Linked DNA regions of Homo sapiens: region 2 is linked to region 1. The links are chromatin contacts, found by Hi-C or POLR2A ChIA-PET in ENCODE. All regions are on one chromosome and are shown on one strand. Each heading gives the region's core, a stretch centred on a gene start or an enhancer-like site at or near the end of the contact. The rest is flanking DNA. Distances are from core to core; before and after follow the strand shown.

The links. A loop is a pair of places that touch in the nucleus more often than their neighbours do. ChIA-PET counts read pairs that join two places held with the same protein, here RNA polymerase II (POLR2A). Pooled maps may share reads with other maps.
Region 2: a map of GM12878 shows a loop between it and region 1 (5-fold over the local background). The contact joins two enhancer-like sites. A Hi-C loop is called at or near these places in 1 of 168 maps with a recorded cell type or tissue (GM12878), 14 of 37 single-sample maps with no recorded cell type and 4 of 50 pooled maps. POLR2A ChIA-PET finds 5 or more read pairs at or near these places in 1 of 52 experiments (activated T-cell).

Annotation. Positions count from the first base shown.
Region 1 is chr7:37,763,498-37,768,282 of GRCh38, forward strand. No RefSeq gene overlaps it. Among named protein-coding and RNA genes, the nearest start is that of GPR141, 82 kb to the left of the region's middle. RefSeq lists an enhancer at 2,393-2,862. Within about 2 kb of position 2,579, at least 4 of the 41 ENCODE cell types and tissues checked have a DNase peak (open chromatin) inside an H3K27ac peak, as active enhancers do.
Region 2 is chr7:37,829,441-37,834,225 of GRCh38, forward strand. No RefSeq gene overlaps it. Among named protein-coding and RNA genes, the nearest start is that of NME8, 17 kb to the right of the region's middle. RefSeq lists an enhancer at 3,049-3,148. Within about 2 kb of position 2,916, at least 2 of the 41 ENCODE cell types and tissues checked have a DNase peak (open chromatin) inside an H3K27ac peak, as active enhancers do.

The DNA of each region.
Region 1 (4,785 bases), core at 1,329-3,828:
CTAACACACTATGCTCCCAGGGCAGGGGAAGGGCGGCAGCCATCTCTATAGCTCCAGGCCACGCTTTTCCTCTGCTGGAGCCAAGGAGGCTGGACGGTTGGGTCCCAAGAGGTATTCGCCACAGCCTAACAAACCGGCTGTGGCAGACTACGGCCAAAGTGCCTCTTCAGGCCTGACCTTGACCCATTCCTCCTCACTGGGTGGGGCCTCCCTGCAGGAATTCCAACAACTCCAACCAGGGGCTCAGGGACAGAACTCTAATCTCCCTGGGCCTGAGCCCATGAAGGGGTGGCCATAGTCTCCGTGGACCAGCAGACTTGGTCTTTTGTTCTTCTAGTTCTGAGGAATCGGAGCAGCCCAGAGGAGTAGGTTTCCCCACAGCGAGGCACACCCCCTCTACCAAGGGACAGCCAAAGTGCTTCGTTAAATGGGTCCTGCATCCCATGCCATCCAACTGAGTGAGATCCTCCAACAGAGGTTGTCAGACACCTTATATGGGAGCATTTCTACTGGCATCACATTGGTGCCCCTCGAGGTCAGAGATCCCAGAGGAAGGAGCAGGCATCCATCTTTGCTGTTCTCCAGTCTCCTCGAGTGACATCTCCAGGCACGGGAGTGAACCTGATGAATAGGGCCTGAAGTGAACTCCCAGCAAACCACAGCAGCCCTAGAGAAGAGGGAGCTGACTATTAAAAAACAAACAAACAAACAAACAGAAAGCAACAACAATAGCATCAACAAAAAAGTCCCCACAAATCCTCATCCAAGGATCAACAGCCTCAAAGATCAAAACTAGACAAACTTATGAAGAAGAGAAAAAATAAAAAAAAACACAGAAAACCCAAAAGGCCAGAGTGCCTCTTCTCTTCCAAATGATCACAACACCTCTCCAGCAAGGGCACAGAACTGGACGGAGGATGACATGGATGAACTGACAGAAGAAACAATAGATGCTGGCAAGGCTGTGGAGAAATAGAAATGCTTTTACACTGTTGGTGGGAATGTGAATTAGTTCAACCATTGTGGAAGACAGTGTGGCAATTCTTCAGGGATCTAGAACCAGAAATTCCGTTTGACTCAGCAATCCCATTACTGGGTACATAACCAAAGGAATATAAATCATTCTACTATAAAGATACATGCACATGTATGTTTATTGCAGCACTATTTACAATAGCAAAGACATGGAACCAACCCAAATGCCCATCAATGATAGATTGGTTAAATAAAATGTGGTACATATACACTATGGAATACTATGCAGCCATAAAAACAAATGAGATCATGTGCTTTGCAGGGACATAGATGAAGCCAGAAGCCATCTTGTTCAGCAAACCAGCACAGGAACAGAAAACCAAACACTACATGTTCTCACTCATAAGTGGGAGTTGAACAATGAGAACACATGGACACAGGGAGGGGAACATCACATATGGGGACCTGTAGGGGGAGGAGGAGAGGGAGATCATCAGGACAAATAGCTAATGCATTTGGGGCTTAAAGCCTAGATGACGGGTTGATAGTTGCAGCAAACCACCATGGCACATGTATACCCATGTAACAAACCTGCATGTTCTGCACATGTATCCAGAAACTTAAAGTAAAATAAAAATTAAAAACAACAATAATAATATGATTGTAAAGATAGATCACGTTTAAAGAGGGCAGCTCACTGTGGTGTACTGGTAATTTTTGAACAACTGGTTCCCTTCTCCCTAAAAAAAACCTCTGTGTGTGTGTGTATGTATGTGCGTGTGTGTGTATGTATGTGTATATGCATATATATTATATACACAATATTATTTATTATAAATTCCATACAGCCAGTTAGTTCCCACAGAATGCTTTTATTAATTTTTACCAAACTCTTATCTATAGCCAACCTTTGTTTGCAACTGATGAATAAGTTAGTTGACACATTTGTTTATCTCATGTAAGACAAAAGTCAAACAATGAAGACTCACGTCTCGGAAATTCACTGTTTTGTCCATGGTGTGAGCAAGTTCCCTGTTGAATTGTGTAATAGTGGTTGAATACTAGAAAACTGTATTTTTCATTTCAGTGCTGGTCAGTGTAATAACTACAGACACACAACACACTTCTAAGTTTAATCTGCTTTATCAACATTTTCTCTACCACTTCCATAAGTCTAGACAGTCAATAAAAAATAAATTGAGCCCTGATTTGTAGTATTTGCCAATTCCCACCAGGCCAATTTCAAGCTATCCGAGTGATGTCACCAAACACAGATTTGGGAAGAAATGTGCAGTGACACAGCATTATGTAGAACTCGCAACTTGCAACTAAGACATAAGTAACTTCAAAAGTATAAATAAATAAAACACAGTAATTGATAAGTTCTAGTAAGTGATGAGTTCTACACATTATTACTTGAATTTTTAATAATGGCTAGTTGGTAGAGAATGTAAATCAGTTTAGTTTCTACAGCAGTGACATCAGATTCCAATGAAGGGGTGAGAAAAGAAAGTGAAAAACAGAAGAAAGGGGAAAGAAATATTTGAGCATGTGATGTGGGCTAGGTACTTTCCTTACATGAGCTCCTTTAGAGTCCTTTCTCCAACTTTCGAATGAACAAAATGAGTCCCAGCAAAGCACCTCCTCCTTTGACCACAGGACGCTGCCTCAGAAGGAGAGCCACCAGTTCCTGTTGCTCCTGGCTGCTTTTCTTTGTGTTCCGTTTCCTCTATTTAACTCAAATTACTGAGAAGTAGTCTGCTTATGTTTTAGTTATAAGCCTCTGATGGAAAGCTGGGGCAGCCACCCACTAGGGAAGATAGATGGCCAGACCCTCTCTCTTCATCTCTCTGGCAGCCAGAACTTAGGTGACCCAGCAGGGCCTAATCAGACATACATGCCCAGCACTTGAACATGGGAGCCGTGGATGGTGGAGAATTTATTCCGACTAGTGTGACCAACTGTCCTGCTTTGCTGAAGACAGAGGGGGTTCTCAGGAGCCCAGACTATCAGTTTAAAACCAGCAAAGAGTTTTGAGCATACCAGCGCAAGTGGGTCACCTGCTGCTGGAGTCTGGGGGTGGCAGTTTCAGCCTCAGTGTGCAGGGTCAACAGTGACTGCAGGGGAATCTGCAGCATCTGCAGTGCGGCGTTGACCACCCTAAGATCAAGTTCTGAGTCTTGATTTGGGCTGTGGTTCTGGCTGCCCTCCGTTCATGCCTATTTTCAGAAACTAGTTCTGCATCTTCCCAATTATTCTGTGAACCAACTAATAACCTTGCAAAACCTCCTTTTCTGTTTAATGTCAGCCAAGGCAAAGTTTCTGCTGCTTGCAGGGAATAGCCCTGGACTGACACCATGCTTCTCTCAGCTTTCCTTACTGTTGTTCCATCTCCCAGCAATGGCTGGCTCTGGAGTTCATTGTTCTGTGCTCCGCATAGGTGAAGTCTCCAGGGAAAAGTGCTTCTTTCTAAGGCACTGTCAGACTTACGGAAGTGATTTATTTAATAGATAAACCAGCACTGATGACTTCTAACCAGTTAAAGCTGATTGTTTTTTCCAGTCAGGAATTCTGGTAAAACCATATACCTCTATCCATAGTGTTAGTCCCTAATTGCCAGGCATGGGCTGTAGAGTTTAAGTGGGACTAGAGACCAACACACGTACGATAAACAATAGAGGTAGGAAATATACCTCAAATTTCCTGGCTATTGATTGATTCATAAAACTATTTTATAATGATCCAAAGGATTAAGCAACAAATAAAGTCATTAAAATAGTGTACTTAAAAGTTGCACTTTGCAAAATGGGTATGTTATCTAGGTACTCGTACACTATTTTTGTACTGCTGGTCCTGTACCAGAAACATTTTTTTTTCCATTGTTACTTGCTTTTTAAACTTTGCTTAGCCACTTAAAGAAAATCTGCTTGCACAATTTGCCTCAAATCCACTCCCATTGTGAGCTGATTTTTTAATTTTTCCAATTAAAAAAATCACAATTTATGCCCCCTCCCCCCCAAAACTCCTTAAATCATAGTGAGACAAACCTTCCATGAGGCCAGACTATGCCCTTCTCATTCAATAGGGTTAGTATTCAGGACCAAAAGAGCTAACCATCTAAGTTTAAATACAATAGAAATATAATGCCAGCCATGTGAGAAAATTTAAATTCCCTAGTAACTACATTTTTTAAAAAGTAAAAAGAAATAGGTGAAATTCGTATATCATTTTGTTTAACATAATATGTTAAAAATATAATCGCTTCAACTTGTAATCCATATAAGGATATTAACAATATATCTTACATTTCTTTTCTTTAATAGTGAGACTTCAAAATTCAGTGTGTAGTTTACCTTCAAGCACATCTCAACTAGGACGACCACATTTCAAGGGTTCAGCCCCATTTGACTTGGGGCTGCTGCCTTAAGCAGTGCAGGTCCAAGATATAAGCCCAAGCAAGACAAGGGTTGTCTCCGCATCCTCCTTCATGTGAGATGTGGCAAGGCTTGAAACCTCTCTAGCTCTGATGCCTTACAGTAAGATTAGTGGCTGTGTTAGATTATTGATGTTTCATTTGAACACTGACAATTTTATGATCCTATGCTTTCTCTCAGCAACTAGTCTTCTGGATTTTTTCATTTATCATCCAGCCATCAGGACTTTTACCTAAATTCTAGATACAATGGCTGATTGTTCTGCAATAACATTTTTTATTGTTCCTAAAAAAGCTTGTTTTGAATATTCAAACATAAGTTGTTTGATATTGAGATTTTTTAAAATGTACCTTGCCAAAGAAAAGGGAATGCAGGA
Region 2 (4,785 bases), core at 1,666-4,165, 66 kb after region 1:
CTCCAAGCAGCTGTTGTCAATGCCTACCCCAGGTGATACCATGCCATACTGATTTTATTTTCCTGGATACTTAATCACAGGTAAAGTCACTGAGGCCACACAACCCTGAGGAGAAAATGCTTGAGCAGGCAGGATTTTGATGATATTTTGTGGATGATACTCCATTCTCAAACTGCCTACATTCACACTTCTTTTCACCGAGAGAAAATTAAGCCACTATGCTTTTAAACCATTCTTACTTGGGTTTTGTGTAACATGCAGCAACATGGAATTATTACGGATACAATTGGTTCTGACTTGTATGGATACACTTATAGAAAAACGTGTGAGGATATATTGAACAGCAAAGTACTGATTTTTTTCTTATTTTGATTTGTCTCTGATGAACACATATTTCTTTATGTAAATGTATTAGAAGGAATTAATAAGAATATGTTGAGGAACAAATAAATTGCCAAATCCCAGTGGCGTAGCACACTGATGGTTGATTTGTCCGTCACACAAAGGCCCATGCAGGTTAACTAGGGCTAGCTCGAGCCAGTGACTCAAAGATCCAGGCTCCTTCTGTCTTGTGATTATTAAGGGTAGTAAAGAAAAGAGAATGTGGCGGTGGCAGACCCCCTGCTAGAAACTGAAGGTGCCATTTCTAGTCACAGGCCACTGGCTAGACTACATCACATGACCTTGCCTGTCAGGAACTAGCATTGCAGACTTACCAGCATGACCGAGAAGGAAATGAGAGCATATGTAGGGAAGCACGCATTGTCTCTACCAAAATGAAAATGGAAGTTTAAAAATGCAAGTACTCATGGGAAAGGTAACACACTGCACATCTTAGCCACTGTCTTCCCTGACTGCAATGGCAGAGGGTAGAAGGGGAGGGAAGAGGTGCGCATATATGGAGGCGCATGTAGATTCTTTACAATTTGTCTCAGGTGAGGAAGGGTTAATGTGTGTGCTCAGATGTGCCAGTGAGTAAAGAAAAGAGTATGTTTTCAAGCTTCGCACCAAATGTGAAAGTCACTTGTTTCTTTTTTCCCTTTTAATTCTAAATCTGAGAAAAAGCAGTGCTCCGCTTTGAATTTCAAATGTCTTCAACATTGAAGTCTGTTAATCAGGCTATTTTCTTATCAGCTCTGAGTCTCAAATGCTGCATCTATAAGAAGAGAAGTCCTTTCCAGTTCTAAGAGCAGTGACTGTGTGTGGCTTCAGGAATGATAATTACACATTCCAAAATGCATCCTGGATTAATTTCTTAATTCACATCTACCAGAGATGTGAGTACCCAATGCTTAAAGAACTATGGTTCCATGACTAACAAGAAGTGATTCACTGAGCCCAACAAGCAATCTAATCTAATTGCCTCTAAGTGTTGTTTAGTAGGGGTAACTTTGGCTATTTTAATGAAATGTGAATTTTTAGAAATTATAGACAACAAAACAAATGTGTGTTCAGCAATTCCTGCCTACAGGAGTTCACACTCACTTAAGGAAGGCAAGGCACGTGCAGTTGAAACAACTAGCGAAAAAACAATTCTAAATAAACTAGCGTTGTATACCGATATAATTAAGTGCTAAAGTGTGCAGTTCAATCAGATAATATAAGATTTGGAAAAGAAAGGTGATAAAGTATGCCCCCAGACAAAATGGACTCCCTGTGGCTAACTGAGGAGCTCAAAGTTAAAACAGAACTAGGTGTCCATAGCTGGGTGACAGAATGGTCACATGTTCTGCGCTCTCAGAAAGATGTTGTAAAAGTATCAAAGGACCTCCCATTCTACAATCAAGCTGAACCAGCTCCTGTTCTGTTGTTGGGCTACAAGATAAACTGCTGCAAAAAGCACAGCACCTGCCCACACCTCCCAGTGCCGCAAGCCCCAGGCCCCATTGGCCATTTGAAAGAAACATCTGACAGGGACTGCTGGTTTGGGGCTTGGGAAGCAACCAGAGATCACCTCCCCTAGCCAATTAAGGCTCAGCTGTTTGGGCCAATCAGAACTCAGCTCTGTCAGCCAGTCAAAACCAAACAAGACTCAACCCTTTGTTTGCATAAATAGACCTGGTTGGGAACCTGGGTGGGGACTTTTCCTATAAAACCCCAGGCATGCCATCCCTTCATTCTCTGGAATGGACCTTCATTTTACACAGCGGCCTGCATGTCTGCCTGATTTGCAAACAGTTCTCTGGAATAAAATCTCTTTCCTCCAGATTCTTTTTCAGAGAGCTTTTGTTCACAAAGGGGATAAAAAGATTAAGCTAAGATGAAAATCAGAAAAAAAAAAATAGAATCACTGCAATAATAAGGCTCATTATTTCCAAGATTTTTATGTATCCTGGTCTGAGTATGTCCGTCCTTAAAGCATATGAACTGAAAAGAATAGGAATTGGATTTATGGGTTTTGATCCATTTAAAATATCAGTATTACAAAGTTTTCTAGTGAAGTTAAACGAATGCCCGCAAGTAATTTTTTTACAGAAACCCAGTTGAGAAGGGCTGCAAGAATTAAGAGTATTTTGAAAATATACCAGAGTAAGCAAAAATTGCAACATATGATGGTTAAAAAAAAAAGCTCAGTAGTATATCATATTAAAGATTTATATATTAAATATAACAGAATTTAGAAATTATTTATGTGTATGGGACACTGTTTTTATCATTTTTTCACGTAGAGTTGTCACCATCATTCATTGTGAAGAACAGTATATTTAATATTCATAGGAACATAGTATAAACATTCTTCTATGTAATATTAAATTCACAACAAATGGAGTATTTCTTGGGTTACATGGGAAAAAAAATAGCAGAATCTTGCTGAGCCTCCCCAGACAGATTCTATCACCAGGACAGCTCTTTAAGTTCCCAGATGCGGGTGCCTCCCTTCCTTGGCAGAATGCCTGGTGGACTTGGCAGCTGCCTTCTCAGCCCTTATCACAGCTGAGGCTTCCTGGGGAGTCACGCTTCTCCTCTTCCACCCACTGTGGGCGTGGGGTGCCACCCCACGGCTTCTCCTGGTAGCTCTGATGCTGCCACTGCAGTGACCCTGGCACCATCTGGTCCCTGGATGTACTTGCTGACACTGCCATCATCATCACCTGCACCTCTGCCCCAAGACAAGGTTGAGGATATTTTTCCCAGACCAGTTTCCCCAGTTGGGGATGTTTGTCCTAGGCCTAGATGCCATTCTAGAATCAGGAACTTAATCAAATCATAGATCTTCACTTGAAGAAAGCATAATGTCGATGGCCATGAACCAGCAATTTTTCTTCCTTTCTCTCATCTCCCTACTCCTTTTTAGGGCTATTCTGCCCAGCCTCATTTCCCCGTTCTGGATGGCAGATCCATCTTCTAGAAATAACTTTCAAGATGGAACTATAATCCAGGTCTTTGGTTGTAATCGAGGTCTTCTGGGAGTTCCGTTTTGGGATCCAGACTTATATCAAATCCTACATTTGCTTCTGGGGAAAGTTAAAATTTTGATATACAAGAGAATTAAAAAAATACTGTGCCATCAGAGATTAAAATGCTAATGGAAAGTAATTCAGGAGAGAAGAAAAATTGATTATGCTAATAAAAATAATATCAATTTGGTTGAAAATGCAAAATACAGTTTAGGTCCTCAGGGGCCATGGTAGAGAGTGTGGTAGGATTAATGAGAGAAGGAGTGGGGTAGTCCCTGCTTTGTGCGGGGTCTAGTCTTGAGGGGTTATTCTTGCTGTTCATGGTTGATGTGTGACGACACCTCCATACTTGTGTTGGAATCCTAGGGATTTCTGGGCATCGGCTCCCACTTCTAAAGACAGGGACTCTCCTGTGTCGGAGCTTTTGGGGTTCTGCTGAGAAAGGGGGAGGCTGAGTAGCACGAACTATCATGATTGATTAGTAACGTCTGCTACAAAAGTGGGAGGGTGGGGGACGGCTCATATGGCAAATATTTATCACCTTACCCCATAACATGCTTTCTGGCTGTATTGTCAGGCTGCTAGGAAATGCTTTCCACTCGGAACTGAGACCTAAAACTGGAAACTAGGCTGCAGGACCACCTGGGTACGTGTGAATTACAGAGGTTCATGCATTTCCAAATGGGGGTGTCATTTTAGAACTGGGGCGTAAGATGATGAGCAACAGAAAAGACAACGCCGAGCCCCCGGGTATGAGCTCAGAACTCTTTACATGTTTGATGCTCCAAATGGTCTAGGGCAGGGGGGCTTCAGAGCCTTGGCAGCAGAACGTGGTCGCGTAGATGTTTATCTGATTTTCTGTTGCGCTGCTGCTCAACCGCCACTACGGAAGTGCACACTGCCACCTTATGGACGTCTTGAGAAGTTACACTTACACGTTATTAATTATATTAAATAAAATTCAAATGTAATAAATAATGTCAGGGGTAGTTTTTATAAACATTTGCAATGAAAATTCATATGAGGACTTCAGACAGAATATATTCAAATGAAGAGTTGATTTCGATTTCACTGATGAAATTAAATAACAGGATTAAGATGAAATTCTCAGCTATTTTAGCATTTTAGTGTTTTTCTGCTACTGAGTTGTGGGAATTCCTTATATGTTTCGGCTTGTCATAAATATGGTTGACAAATATTTTATCTGATTTTATACGTTTTTTCACTCTATTGATTATTTCCTTGGTTGTACAGAAACTTTTTAATTTTATGTAGTCCCACTTGTCTATTTTTTACTTTTGTTGACTGTGCTTTTGGTGTTGTATTCAAGAAATCACTGCCAAGATCATTATCATGAAGCTTTCTCCCTATGATTTCTTCTAGAAGT